2 separate regions of the Homo sapiens genome follow, and region 2 is linked to region 1. The links are chromatin loops, found by intact Hi-C in ENCODE. Cell type or tissue: MCF 10A. All regions are shown on one strand.

Region 1 (8,000 bases):
CCAAACGGTAGCCACTAGTCACATATGGCTATTAAGATTAAAAATAAAATAAAAAATTTAGTTCTTTGGCCATACTAGCCACATTTCAACTACTCAGTGGTCACATGTGTATAGTGGCTACTGTGTTGGACAGTACAAATATAAGATACTTCTACCATTGCAGAAAGTTCCTTTATTTTTATTTATTTTTGTAGAGACAGAATCTTGCTATGTTGCTCAGACTGGTCTCAAACTCCTGGCCTCAAGCAGTTCCTCCCACCTTTGCCTCCCAAAGTGCTGGGATTATAGGCCTGAGCCACCATGCCCAGCCCCATTGCAGAAAGTTTTACTGGACAGAACTGCTGTAGAATTCCTCTCCTATCACTGATACTAAACTTGTAATCCTATCTGATAATTTTTAGTGTTTCCCAATTTCTTTGGAGTAAATACTCCTATCATGGCCAATTTCATGCTACTAACCTGATGCCACTGAATGTGGAGTTGGGAGGAGATGTACACAATCAACTCTTGAGAGCCAGTATTAAGTGGTTCCAGGTCACCACTGGTTTTGTGAGAGGAATTCTTCCTTGATGGCAGAAAGTGCTGGTTCTGTTCTTTACATTCAAATATCACTTTACAATAAGATTGGCTTTCCAAAAACAACATTAACAGCCTACTAAAAGTGGCCAATAAGTCAATCACCTTAATTATATTTTGGGTGTAAAGTAGGAATATACAATCTACAACTTAAAAAGCCTTTTCTGTGGCAGTTGGAAAACTGCTCAAGTGAATTGGGGCTAGTGTCCTACAGTGCCTGTGCACATGAAACTAAACCATACAAGGTGTTAAGATATACATGTTCTAGTCTGAATTCTATATTGAGTCAATGGTGGTGCTCTAGTGATTAGTTCTATTAGTGGAGGTGTTTATAGTCTATATGGGTTGTGCAGAGTAGGCTGATAAGAGTGACCTGTTCCCAGTTGAAAATGGAAGAGTTGGCTTTTATCTATGAAGTCATGAATGACTTGCAAATATACTATCAAAGATAAGCATGTACTTAACTTTAAAAATATTTGCCATTTGAAAGTGCTTTGAAATTCTTTTTGAAAGATGGAAAATTTTATTTTAATTGCAAGCTAAACAAAACTCAATTGATATGCAGCCAGGGCTAGTTTTTTTAGAATCACAATTAGACTTGGCAGACTTTTTTTCTTTTTTCACCAGCGCATTATCTATTTTTTTTGTTTTGCTTTTTTTTGGGTGATGATGGGGGTTTATGGTCATGAATAAAGATCCTACATCATTAAGCTAACAACTCATCTGTTAGATAAAAATAGATTTTAGTCCATAGATTTTACTCCCCAAATACTTGGAAATGAGAAAACTAAATAATTCTTATCCTATTTCCTTTCCTGAAAAGGAAAACCCCTAACTCTGAATGCCTCTGTTACTAAAACTGTTTCTTAATTGTGACAATCATAACTGGATGAGAGTTATCAGTTAAACTGATGACTTAGTTGAACCCATTTGTTTCTGCAGAAAGATTATCCACATTTGTGTCAAACCAGGTCATTTTCAGGCCCTTGGGAGTCTGCCATTCGAATGCTTGTCCAGCTGAAGCTGGATGTCCTTGAATGACAGCTGCTAAAAATTCAATCAGTAACTGGTATCCAAATGTCAGGGGGAGCACTGCAAAGTGGGGACAGGCTGAGACAGTCTGTAGGGTTTGATTTTGGGTAGTCAGAGTTTAAATTTGACTTAGAAAAAAAGTAAATCAGCATCTTTAATCCCCAAACATTACGCATCATCTAGTCAGTAGACTTCGTAAAGGTCAAGCAATCAATATGGTTGGCATCAGCAGAGATAGGTTACAGGAGTTGATTTTTATTTCTCGAAATTGTTTTTTATATTCCAACATACAAAAAGGTAGGCAGACTGTCAGGTAGAGTAAAAGAATTTGTACTAATAGTGAGATGAGCTGGTCCTTGGTCAAGGGGCTACATTAATAGATGCAGTGGACTTGGAAAGAAATGGGGTTTCTCAAATTGCATTTATATTTGTCTTTGTTAAGGGTTTAATATTTTGAATGCACACCTATCCTTTGGGGGAAAATTGGGCTGCCTGGTATATCATCAATCCAGGAAGATGGAAATGCCAGAAGCATATGTTTCATCATGTTGTTGCTTCTAGTCTTGACTTAGACTAGGAAAAGAAAAAAAGAAGAAAGAAACAAGATTAATTTTTTGCCCTTGCTGTTTGCAAAATCTCTTGGAATATAGTAAAGAAAATATAATTATTGAAAATATTAGGTTCTTCCATGAAGTTACATTTATTTATTTACAAACTGAGGGAAGAGGGGCCTTATAATATTTTCAATTTGTGTATTATTTCTAGAAAAGTAACTGAACAGTTATGGAATGAAAAAATTATTTAAAAATCTGAGAAGGAAGGAAATAATGACAGGTGGTTAGAACCTTGTCATTGGAGAACTATATAGTCATGATATAGGCCAAGGTTTCAGCATGGGCATTTCCAAGCCAAAAAAAAAGTGTTTGTTAGTTCCTTCTTACAATTAAAAAAATGTCCACATAGTATGTGTGTTTTAATTTTCACCTAGAAAGATGCCTATTGCAATTGAACAAAAAATTAACCTATAGTGGCCTAATATTTAATCTTATTTTATTGATCAAGAAATTAACCTAGAGTACCCTAAGTTTTAATCTTATTTCAGCACACATTACTAGAAAAGTTCTTAAAAATATAGATGAGAACTGTATATATTTCTTGACCAAAAATTGTGATATAGTAGGAGAAAATATTAGGGAAAATTTCCTGCTTTTTCTTAAACTCTAGACTGCTCTTGAATGAATTTTGTACAAGAGAGCAATGAGAAACTGATAGCACTAGATGGAAATTTATGTCTTATCCAAAGGCTCTGGTATAACATCTTCAGTTAGCTGGGGGGCTCCAGGTCTCACAGAAACAAAAGTCCTTAAGGTTTAAGAATTTCTTCTTTCTTAAATATTTCCAGGACAACCTAGAGACCACTGTTAGTAGATCATCCATTGAGAAGGGTATATGTGAAATGTGAGAAAGTGGAGAGTTACCCATTGGATTTCAATGATTTTCTGGGCCTGTAGTAAATTACAGTTGTGGCCTCAGTTCTTTACCCATCACTGTATGCACATGTTTTGCTCTGTGGCTGCATTTTCTCTCAATGAAAAGATAGAGTCTCTTTCCCTTGAATTTGGGCTTACTTGTGAATTGCTTTGCCCAACAGAATGCAGCAGAAATGACAGCATGACATTTCTGAGCCTAGGTCTAAGAAGGCATTGCATGTTTCTGTCGTCTGGCTGAGAACACTGCTATGAGAACGTTACTGGCCTAGCTTCTGCATGATGAAAGACACAGTCTCATCAGCCCCAGAGTAGTATCAGCGGAGCCATGTAGTTGACAACTCCAGACATGTAAGCAATAAATGCTTAATGTCGAATGCTGCTGATGTTTCGTGGTTGGTTGTTATGCAGTGTTATTGTGACAATAATGCCACAATATAGCTTAGGGGATTAGTTTCCAGATGGATTATACATATAAAGTTCTGATAATTTTTCATGGAAATCTTGATACTTCATTAAAATAAATAAGAAGTCGTTGCTTAGCTCAATCACCTACCATGGGACATTTATCTACTGATTTGATTTGATCTGGGGGCAAAGGTTTCAGCCTTCAGCCTGGTAGTAGCCATATGCAAATGTATTTGTGTCTCTCCCAACCTGACAGATAAACAGACAGGCATCTAGAAGTTATCAAGTAAATACTTAGATGGGATTCTTGTGTTCAGTGTGAGTGTTCTCAAAATTTCAGTAAAGAGTTCTTTCCCCTGGGACATTAGATGTGGCTTAATAATGGCCACTAGTATATTTGTATTTGCAATCAGGCACAATGAACAGAATTGCTCCCAGGTTATCATTTGGGAATTTAAACACACTCTTTTTCTTTTGCCAGGTCCATTTCTGGCATGTATGGAATGAATCAGTGTGCCATCCTTTTAAGGCCCATTCATTGTCTTCTGGTTTTATTTTACGTCCATTTCTTCCTCTTACTAGAGAAAACAATTGAATTTTGTGGAAGCCCCAGGGGTTTGTGAATTTCAGAGGGACAGGGTTTTACCTGGAAAGAGAAAGGATTTTTGATTGAAAATAGAGGCTACTTATGACTCATTCAAAGGAGTTTTTCCTCTCCTTCATCTTATTTGCCTAGTGATTTTGTCTTATATGACACTTTGGAGCCTACTGTGAGATGACTGCTTCACACTGGATCTTTTTCAAATATTTTTCAAGGACAAACATCCTTCCTACAGGTTTTCTCATCTGTAATGATTGTCTTGTCTGGGGATTGTATTCTGATTAATTCAACGTTAGCTTTCTCACTGCTTCAGTGGATTCCAAATTTGTCATAGTTAAAAAAAAATTCTCCTGGGAAGTTTTATAAAAGAAGTTGGTGAAGAGAGGGCTTAGGATTTATTCTGCTGACCAATCTTTAGAATGTGGTAGGGGACTGAGGCACACAAAAAAGAAAAATGGAAGGAATGCCCAATTCTTATGCATTCTCATAGGTCAGGCATAACTCAGGAGTTTTGCAGAAATTTCAGTGATTGTTGCTCACATGGAGGTTTTACCCTGCAGTCACCATCCAATTGAGCAAAAAGCAGTTAAAAGGATGCAATAAGGGATTCAGCCAGCAGAGGGCGGGAGAGCCACACCCAGTTGCTTGGACCAGTTACACACCTCCAAGCCAACTCGTTCTGAAGACACAAGCCTTTTTTTTGGTAAGCGTTTTGCTTTCACTAAGTCCCTTCTGACAGAATGGGCAAGAGTCAATCTGCCCGGAATTGAATACTGGCTGCACCATGCGCTAGCTTCATCATCTTTTTGTGCCTGATTATTTCTCATTGGAAAAATGGGAAAAGCATAGTCATGGTGAGGATGTCATAAGGGTGTTGCGAAGATGATGAAGTTAACTTATGTAACACATTCCAAACAGTGCTTGGTAACTACTTGATAAATATTATTTAATAGTATTATAGGCTATCCCTTTGCCTTCTGTCTTCCATCCTCCCAAGTCTGAATGCAAAAATAAATTAATATGGCAATAGGTTATGTGGGCTGATTCCTCTTCACTCTTTGAAACTCATCTCAAAAAGCGCAACATACCTTCGTGATATTTCTGCCAAAAATGCTTATGCCAAATCTAACCGCGAGAAACAGTTTAGAGTAGTTCCAAACCAGAGACATTCTACTAAATTCAGGGACATTTTTTTTTTTTTTTTTTTTTTGAGAGACAGAGTTTTGCTCTTGTTGCCCAGGCTGGAGTGCAATGGCACAATCTCGGCTCACCACAACCTCCACCTCCTGGGTTCAAGTGATTCTCCTGCCTCAGCCTCCCGAGTAGCTGGGATTACAGGTGTGTGCCACCACGCCCGGCTTATTTTGTATTTTTAGTAGAGACGGGGTTTCTCCATGTTGGTCAGGCTGGTCTCGAACTCCCGACCTTAGGTCGTCCGCTCGTCTCGGCCTCCCAAAGTGCTGGGATTACAGGCGTGAGCCACTGTGCCCAGCGTAAATTCAGGGACATTCTACTAAATAACTAGACTCTGCACTTTAAAAATTACAAGGTCATGAAAGACAAAGAAAGAATCTGAAACTGTTCCAGATTGTAGGATACTAAAGACACATGAAAGCTGAATGCAGCATATGAGCTGGGGATTTCTTCTGCTGTAGAGTACACATTGGGACAATTGGTGAAATTTGAATAAGGTCTGTAGATAAGATCGTAGTATTGTATCAGTATTGATTACCTGATTTTGTTACTTGTAGGCTACAGAAGAGAATGTCCTTGCTTTTAGGAAATATACACCAGAATCTTCAAGAGTAAATGGGGCATCATAATTTCTGTAAGTTACTCTCAATTTTTTTTTTTTTTTTTTTTTTTTTTTTTTTTAGACAGAGTCTCTGTTGCCCAGGCTGGAGTGCAGTGGTACGATCTTGGCTCACTGTAGCCTCCACACCCTGGGTTCAAGGGATTCTCCTGTCTCAGCCACCCAAGTAGCTGGGATTACAGGCGTGCACCGCCATTCCCAGCTAATTTTTGTATTTTTGATAGAAACGGGGTTTCACCATTTGACTAGGCTGGCTGGAACTCCTAGTCAGGACTTCAAGTGATCCACCCACCTCAGCCTCCCAAAGTGCTGGGATTACAGGCATGAGCCACCGCGCCCAGCCCCAAATTTTTTTTGAAAAAAGAAATGTATATTTGTGTGTGTGTGTTTGTGCGTGTATGTGCATATCTGTATGTAAGCATATTTGATATAATAGCATTTAGTACATCTGGTTAAAGGGCATATGAGAATTCTTTGTAGTGTTCTTGCAACTTTTGTTAGCCTGAAATTACATCAAAATACAAAGGTAAAAAATAAAACCATAAATAAAAAATACAATCCCAGCTCTCAGGATGCCTCCTTCTTTAATAGTTTTCCCTGATGTCCCCTGCCTTACCCTTTGCCTTAGGTGGGTTAGGAGCCCTGGCCCTGTGTGCCCTCAGTCTGTAGCTTCTCTCTCTGTCACAGCACTGTATTACACTGTATTGTGACCACCTGATTATGTCATTAAACTATGAGCTGGGACAAAGAAGGCAGGGGTGCTATCTCATTCAACTTTGTATCACCTGAGCTTAACTAACACCTGGCACAGAGAAGAAACATATTAAGGATTTGCTGAGAGAATAAGATAGTATAACTTGGTCTTATATCTAAGGTTTGATTTTCTAGGAACCTATAGTGAATTTTAGGCTTGCTTTTCAGTTTTTGTAGCAGGGATGTAGCACAGGTTTGGGACTCAGCACACCTAGTCTGAAAGCTGATTTCTGTCACAGCATGCATGAGGGACAGTCTCTTCAGTTTATTTATACCTTAGTGCTGTGATTCTCGAGCTTATAGACACTGTGAGGACAGAATTTTAGCTCTTTAAACAAAGGGGGGCAAATATACAGTGACCTCTATCTATGTAGGTATTTAACTGAAAGGAATTCCAGGGCCAAGTGTGTCTACTATTAAAAGAAACGTACTTTTCTTACAATGTAGTCCCTGAATGCAAATCATGGTTTTATCTGGTGGGCAACTGAAGAAACAGCAATCTGAACTGATATGGGAGGCAGACCTCACTGTAACAGGATTAGTGAGAAACAGTGTTTGTGGCTCTTAATTGCTCATTTTTTTTTTTTTAATGGGGGATGTTAGGGATTTTCTAAGGGCAGGTTTATCCATATGCAGAGTTGATGTTAGGATGTAATACCACAAAGATGTAATTAACTCCTCTGTTTGTGGTCTCCATGTTAATTCACTCTCATAAGAGGGTATGCAGTGTGGTCACTATTCTACCACCATTTTTAAGAAAAAATTTAAAACTATTTTTTATCTTCCAAATTAAATATTTTGCTATTTGATAAGTTAACAATGCAACAGAAAATCAATATAACTTTTATCTTTACCAGAAGCCATAAAAGTCTATCTAGGAAAATTTCAGATGTGTGAACATGGCTTTAGAGAAGGAACTCAACTACAGACTATAAGAAATGTAAAACCAAGCCAGGTTCCTGTTGTGGTCCTTTATTATGACCTGGTGACCTAAGCTAGAGAATCACAGCACTAAGGTATAAGTAAACCAAATAGCATGCATTGGCTTTAGTTCAGAAGGGGATTTTTGTGCAGAAAATAAATTGAAAGTAGGGCCTCTGGCCAGCATAAACAGATAAGAAAAAAGTATGATTCCCTACGTCTCAAAAATGACTCCTTCACACATCCCACCAATCAAAGATCCATTTGGAATAACAGGTCTTCTAAAAGCTGCCATAGAAGTTAAGCCTCCTACCACCTATACTTCTGTGTGAATTGATTTAGTCTGGAGGCATTTTGATTGCTTTTCTCCTAACACCTAACTTAGAAGGTGAAATAGAGGTCTTGTTTG
Region 2 (8,000 bases), 1.4 Mb after region 1:
CCTCCATTACTACCCACTGGAAAGAGATGGTTTTTAACTACAGATTCTGCTTAAATTTGGCAATGCAATGAAATTGTTTCTTCCAAATCATTTTCAGCTATTTTAAGACTTCTCTTCTAATATGATACAAATTATAGGCAAATCAAAACTGTCAAGACAACTAAAGGCATTTAGCTTTTGGAACTTAGATTCCTTCCACACACTCTCAAGTGTCTCAAAGCCTAAAGGAAACAAAACAGAGCAAATAGTACATACAGAAATAAATTTCCAACAAACTAATAGTGCCCCAACCTAAGTTTATCTAAATACCTCTTTAATCTGAAAGAAGACGCTAGATTTAATATTTAAAGCAAACCAAGAAATCAGAGCATTTGCATCTTGGATACATTTCCTAGCCCCTCTCCAGTTGCTCTATCAAACCTTTTAATATCGCATAGATGCCCTTAAATGATGACGCCAGATAGGACTTACAGAAGGAAAGCATAACTTCAGAGAGGAGGAACAAATATTCAGTCCTTATCTTTGACTTCTTCTTATTTAGTGAAGGGGCTTGCCTCCTGTACTAGCAGTAAGTTGCGGCGTTAGAGTGCAAATGCACAGCTCCAAGCCCACTTCCAGTGCTCAACTGATAGCTCGGATCCAAGCCTCAACATGCTTTCTGGAAATGCAGGCAGCTCAACTGAAAACCTAACTGAGGTTTCTACCGTGGCACAAAACTGACCTGCACAAATATTTGACATCTCCGAGACCTCTAAAGGTTTCAAATAATATGCATTTTGTGCTAGGCTGCTCCTAGCTAGACAGAGCACTGAGATGATATAGAGAAGTGTTCTCAGCTGCTCAACCACACTGCTCACTAGACAATGTTTTCCTTTTCCGCCTCAGAACAAGAAAAACCAGCAAATACTGAATGAAATGCTCATATTGACTAAGCTTTCACAGCATCAATTGTATAGAAACTTTGTTTCACATTCCATTAAGTTAGCTCATGACTTCCCACGCTGCACTATTTCTCCTTCACCTAGCTAAAAGAGCCAACTTCATTCAGGCAAATCAAGGCAAAGTTTACCCCCCCGCCCCCTCCACATGTCCCTGTCTCTTTTCTTTTCCAACTTAAACTCATCCACGGCTAAATTAACAGCCCCAGTTGTGGCACAAAGGAAGCTTTGAAGGCTGCACCGGCTTGGTCCTCCAGTTGCCAACTGGAGGTAGGTTTAATGTAACATATTCTTGCTGCTTAAAGAATTTTTTAAGGGCTTGTCTGCACGGATGAAGAGCCGGACACCCCCAGAATTACATCATCAGAGTGAACACTCACCAAAATACATTATGTTTCTCATTAATCAGACAGCTGGAATCCCACCGCGGTGTCTTCAGCATCAGCTCTCACCCAAGGCTGGCACGTAGAGCAGAGCCCTTTCATGCTACATTCGGTGGAAATGTCCCCGGCGTGGAGAGCAGTGAGCGCCGAGAGCGTGCCTCCTCCGCGGGATGAGCGCCTTGCAGGCTGCCTTTCCAGGGCTAAGATCCCCGGCGGCTGGAGAGTGCGCTCGGGCTGCCTGCTGCACTGCCCATCCTTACTGTAATCCGACTCCTCCTTGCGATGTCCTTGCCGCGCCTGTGACATCAGGACTGAGAGTACTACAAGCAGACCCCTCCACCCCACCCCACCCCACCCTGGGTTAGCAGCCGCTCCACGAGGTGCTCCGACTGCCTGCCTGGACCAACCATGGCTCTCGGGAAGCTTTGACGAGCCCAGAGACTTGGGAAGGGGCGGAGTGAGGGGCGCGGGAGGCTCTCTTAAAGCGAGAAGAGTGTCGGGATCCACACAGGAACACACAGGAGAAATTCACCACTGTGCAGGAGGGACGTGGTTAAGGCGAGTTCTGCCATTAACGTGTAATTAGACAACACTTTTACCCCGCCCCTCCTGTGAATGCCACCATTCTCTCCAAAATTTAACCTCCTCTACCAAGTTAAAACGGCAGTACGAAGAGGGATGGTGCCGTGCTTGCATTCTCTTTGCTGTGGGCTTGAGGGTTTGTTGTTATTTTTTGTGATGTTTATATATAAGAGGAATAAAAGGAACGCCAGGGACCACTGCTAGGGTAATAGAGGTTCACACTTAGAAGTGATCACATCCCAGAAAGCTAGTACTTGGTGAAGTGTAATTTTTTATTTCTTGAGTGTTCCCTGAGCTATTATGTTGATAGAAAGATGTGAAGAAAAATAACTGGTGATAAAAGTCACCTCTCAGTTGCCCAGGACCAAATTTGCTGCCTCCCTTAGTAGGCAGGTAGAAAGCACACTGAGGCTGAAATGATCTTTGACCTCCTGAAACGGAGAGACGATTAGCCTGAAAGGCAACCAACATTGTGCCATAGTTAGAGTCCAGTCACCAATATAATATAGCCACACACACACACACCCACCCCCCTCCCCCCCCCACCACACACACACACAACGCTCTCATTAAATTTGAGATGAACGGTCAAGAAAGGCAAAGCTTAGCAAAGCCTCTGGCTCCTCCAATGGTATAATGAATTGCAGTCCTTATCTTACATAGAAAAGGATATTAGAAAGAAATCCCTGAAAGCTGTGCTGATTAATACTTAAATGCACAGCATGGAAAAAATAAACTCATACAGCAAGTTCCGTTTCCTAAGGACTCATCACTTTGGGAACCAATTTACGTACTGGAACATTTGAACTTATAAATTTCTATAGACATTTATGAAATTAAGAACCAAATATAAACAAAGAACTGTAGTCTATGGAAGAATGCAATTGATATATTTTTAATCTGGGCTTTTATAAAAGTGTGATAGCAAAGATTTCTACATTTTGATATTAAAATATTCTATAGCATTTCCTTACGCGATTCTATATCTCTTGGTGGATTTAATGTGCATAGAAACTAGGGGGCTGAAGCTCATAATAACGGCTTTCTGTGCAATCTTGCATAAAAGCTTAACTGTATTCTACCTCTGTGAAGAGTGCAATGAACAATATCCTCTCTCACGCTAGATTATAAAGAATTTGGTGAGTGAAAGTAGGTAAGCAAATATAAATCAGAAACATCACAGTGAATCTTAAGATAAATCTAGGGCTGTTCTTTTAGAAATACTCTTAATTTAAAGCCACCAGAGGAAAATTTACATAGTAAAGGATATTAACTTTTTTACTCCCTTTTAAAAATTAAAATAAAAACAATGTTACGGGAAAGTATTGAAGAAAATGCGTAAATGTTTTTTCCTTTTGGACAAATGGAAATTGTCCAAAAGTACAATTAGTAGTTCTTCCCTCAGGCAAAAGAACCATCTGTGGTAGAGCTTATTCATGAAGCCTGTAAGCTGCCTTGACCTCCTACATGTGCTAGGGGGCACTGTAGTTTAATGTTAGTGCTTTGGGTCCATTTGAGTTCCTGTAGTTGGAAGATGCAAGCATTGAGAGTTGAGTTTCAAATAGGAGATTTGAAACATTAAAGGACTACCTTAATCATTAATAACACGCTTGCATTTGCATGACATTTTACAGTTAAAAGGCACTTTCACATGTCATCTTTATTACTAACAAATTGAGATATAGAAAGGTGGATATTACAGATGTCACAAATGAAGAACCTGAGGCTCAGAGATGTTAAGCAACTTTCTTAATGATGTGATGAGTAAGAAACAGTTGTCTTACTATTTGTTTGTTGAATTTATATTACAGTTCTCCAACAGGTTTCCTTCTTCAAATAAATGTGCTATTTATAATGGCTCAGGTAAAAGTCACCCCCAATAAAACAATGTCACTGCATGTTCTAGAAACAAATATATCTATATGGTCACAAATACATCAGCAGGGAGCATCTGGTAATAGAACATGCCAATCTTTGCCTGGTAGTATACCCCAAAAAACAGCATGTAGCCTTTGAAAGAATATGGCATTCCAGAAACAATTGAGTGTAATATCTATACAATGTAATTCTGTTCAAACAGAAAAGGAAGATGCCCTTTTAAATTAAAGATATGTGCCCCTCTTCCCTGCAATTAAGGCTTATCTGGAATGTAGAAGCTTAAGATACAAAGTTGTTTATCTCTGGATGGAAAACAAGTGATGTTTGTTTTAATTGTATACTTTTTCCTGTTTTACATAAAACTATTTTATTTATTTGTATACATTTATTAAAAAATGCAACTTTGGTGGTTGTTGTTGTTGTTGTTGTTGTTGTGTGTGTGTGTGTGTGTATTTGCGTTTTGTACTTTGAGCAACATCTCCCTAATACTCTCACCCTGCAGCTCTGGTAACCATTTTATTCCTGTTTCTATAGAGTTTGACCTTTTTACACTCTACATATAAGTGAAATCATTGGGTATTTGTTTTTATGTACCTGGCTTATTTCACTTAAGACAACAATGTCCTCCAGGTTTATCCATATTGTCACAAATGAGAGGATCTTCCTCTTTTAAAAGGTTGAATAGTATTCCATTATGTATATATGCGACATCTTTGTTATCCATTCATCCACTAGTGGAAACCTTGCTTGATTCCTGTGAGTAATACTGCAATGAACATGGTAGTACACACATTTCTTCAACATATTATTTTTTTTAATTTTGAAGCATAATAATTTCCAAATGAAACCACAGCTGATCTTGGCTAGATAGAGGATTGTGAACATGCCAGCTGTGCCTGAGAGATGCTTTCATATGTCATCTCAAGGGAGCGACTTAGCAGCTTCTAGGGAAGAATCTGGTTCACACCCTGACCTTTACCTGTCTCTAAGAATCTGTGAGAACCTAGGAGCTTCTGAAGGTGAATTAAGTCAGTTCATCTGGGGTCAGCTGTAGCACCAACCTGCTTGCCAGATAAAATTATACCTAGCACTATTAAAACAAAGGATGCCTTCAAACCACTTACATATTTTGTATTAAAATATCATGGTTGGGTGAAAATTTTTTCTGTGTTCTAAGATCCGGGTAGCTGCCTGCCTTGACTCCTCATCTCATTCAAATATTGCTCAAAGGTTTATCAGTGTACTAATTCACTGTCTTTTTTTTTTCCAGTTTTAAAATGCCTTTGTCCCTCCCCTGACATTTCTTAACCTCCTTTCCTCCCTTATTTTTCTCCATGGCAACTATCATCATCTGACACACTATTTTAGACGTCTGTTTATTTTTGATTTCTCCTCACTGGAATATAATCTCAGTGAGGGCAGGGATTTTATCTGTTCAATGCTATATCTACAGTTCTTAGAAAGGTACCTGCTACTTGTCATTATACAATAAATATTTGTGAATGAGGGAATGAATGAATGAGCATCCTAAGTACAGCTGTATTGTGTGTAAGACATCATACTTTTCTATGTGCCTGAAGTCAGTTCTTTGAGGTTGGTTGTGTTTTGTGCAAAGTGTTCACACAAATTGAATTTGTCCATGCTTAGCAGCAGCTGCTCTTAAATTCCATTCAGTACAGATGCCAGATGGTACTGCAGGCCACAGTTTGTGAGTGTGTTTGTCCTTTCAAATTCTCATAGCTGCATGGAGCAGAGACTTAGATTCAGCATGAGTTAGCATAGCTCAGTTGTGTCTTCCATTGCCTCGCCCTTGGCTTTAGTTTAGTCCACCTTTATCTTTTATCTATATTGTAGCAATAAAATTGTATCCAGTGTTCCTGATTTCAGACTTGCCCATGTCCAATTCATTCTCCATATTAGATCCATTATCATCTTTAAAAATGGTATGATCATGCCACTCCTTTGCTCAGTATTCTTCACTGTTTCCGTATTTTATCCACCAAGGTCGTTAAGGTTTTCGACAACCAAGTCCCTATTCGCTTCTCCATTTGTAAATACTTTGTCCTTCACACTCTTCACTGTGTGAAACCTAAAGTATGGCTATAATTCACCTGAAGACTACATTCCCTTTCACCTGCTCTCTCTACTGAAGCAATCTGTAATCAATCTTTGGGTGTCTGTTTAAATATTATGTCTTCTGAGAACATTTTTCTCACCAAAAGACTAAATGAGGTGTTGTTTGTATTCTTTTTCACATAGCACACTGTACTAATTCCTACTATAGCATTTAAACTTAGTGTGGGAATTTGCCTTTACTTGTATGTAACCCAAATGAAAGAGGATTTTCTTTTTTAACTCCATGACCTCATACAAATCCATCGTTTAATGAACAAATTCATTATTTATCTATGAATTCATTCAACATTTTTGAATAAATTTAACATCTTATGAATGCCTATCATGTGCCAGGCATTACTCCAGGTGCTGGATGAAGAACGCTGCAGAAAGTGCAAAGGATAAATGGGGAATACACCTTATGAGTGCCAGGAAGAACAACAAGGCCAATATGCTAGAGTAGAGTAGATCTTAAAAAGCAAACCAAGAGTTGACTTCAAATAGGTAAGATGGAGCCAAATTCAGTAGAACTTTTTAGGCCATTAGAAATACTTTGACTTTTATTATGACTTACATGATATAACTTTGGAGCAACGTGATTTGACATGCTTCAACAAGTTCACTATGACTGACGTATGAAGAATTGACTAAAGCGAGCAAGGACAGATGTAAGGTGACGGGTTAGGAAGCCTTTGTAGTAATCCAGGAAAGAGAACATGGCTTGGACCAGGGAAGAAACAGTGGCGGTAGAAAAAGTGGTCAGATTCTCTACATGTACCAAAATGGGTCCACAGAATTCTCTGGTAGGTTAGATAAGCAATTTAAGATTTTTTTTAAAGTAGTGGAGTATTCACAATTTGAGGACTGAGCAAATGGAAGGACAGAATTTCCACTAATTCAGGAAAAAACTTTGAGAGAACTTGCTTTAGGGGAGGTTAGAAGGTGGTCAGTGTAGGGGCATGTCTGGTTTGTCATTCTTATTATATCCAAGTAGAAATGTTTCATAGTAGTTTGGCTATATGGGTCTGGAGCTCAAAGGAGATGTTTGGGATTCATATTTAAATTTGGAAGTCATGATTTTATAAATGATAATAAAATCCATGAGATCAGATAGTATCTTTTAGGAAGTATAGATTGAAAAAGGAGAAGAGGGTTAACACTAAACACTGAGTCGTGGGACATTATAAGAGCAAAAGCACAAGTATATGGGGAGTTAGTGATGAATATTTGTTGAAAGTATAATAACTTTTGAATGCATATGTGTTGACATATGAATGACATGTGCTGGAAGGCTACTTTAAGCCTGAGTTGGCCTATAGTATACCACTACTCAATGTCAAAACAGTTTGAAAATTAAATAAATAAGCTGTCCATACGGAAACAAATACCTAATTCAATTTATCTGTGTAGTGTTTTAATCAGAATTTTTTAAGTTGTGTAGACACTGCTATAAACTCCTAAATCAATTTTATGACCAAATTCTTACTTGATGTTTCCATACAAATTAAATGCCTGGGGTCATTATTGAAAATTAATTGCCTACAAGAAAAAAGTACTAACATTGTGCTAAGAATAAAAGTTCTAAAAATACCATAATATTCCAAAATTCTAGATTTCACTGACTTTGGAGACATATGATAAATTTCTCTTTTTTTTTTTTTTTTTTTGTTTTCTTGAGATGGTGTCTCACTCTCTCACCCAGGCCCCAGGCTGGAGTGGCGCAATCTCAGCTCACCACAACCTCTGCCTCCTGGGTTCAAGCGATTCTCGTGCCTCAGCCTCACTATAGTCACAGCTTCAGCTGGGACTACAGGAGCATGCCACCATGCCAGGCTAATTTTTGTATTTTTGGTAGAGATAGGGTTTTGCCATGTTGGCCAGGCTGGTCTTGAATTCCTGACCTCAGGTGATCTGACCACCTTGGCCTCCCAAAGTGCTGGGATTACAGGCGTGAGCCACCACACCTGGCCTAAATTTATTATATATGTGACTCTTTCTAATTTGATAGACAGCTAATAGGAGCTTTTTATTATATTTAATAACCAGCATTGAGAGCCAGAAATCTTAACCTTGGAGGTGGTTGTGGAATAGCAATGTTTATTGA

What was found. A loop is a pair of places that touch in the nucleus more often than their neighbours do. Peaks named below come from ENCODE experiments on the same cell type or tissue, not always from the same donor. Only the 100,000 strongest peaks of a DNase experiment are listed, where the experiment ranks them.
Region 2: a loop joins it to region 1, with 4 times the contacts of the local background. A loop is called at or near these places in 2 of 110 quality-filtered maps.

The regions. Positions count from the first base shown.
Region 1 is chr3:20,335,783-20,343,782 of GRCh38, forward strand. LOC101927829 (a long non-coding RNA gene) reads left to right here and starts at 6,686. Exons shown (of 5, transcript NR_110814.1): 1 at 6,686-8,000. In MCF 10A, a CTCF peak has its summit at 4,750 (motif pointing right); a DNase peak (open chromatin) is centred at 4,739.
Region 2 is chr3:21,749,577-21,757,576 of GRCh38, forward strand. It overlaps ZNF385D (zinc finger protein 385D), which reads right to left and starts at 1,634. Exons shown (of 8, transcript NM_024697.3): 1 at 1,319-1,634. The coding sequence starts at 1,340. In MCF 10A, a CTCF peak has its summit at 3,366; a DNase peak (open chromatin) is centred at 3,355.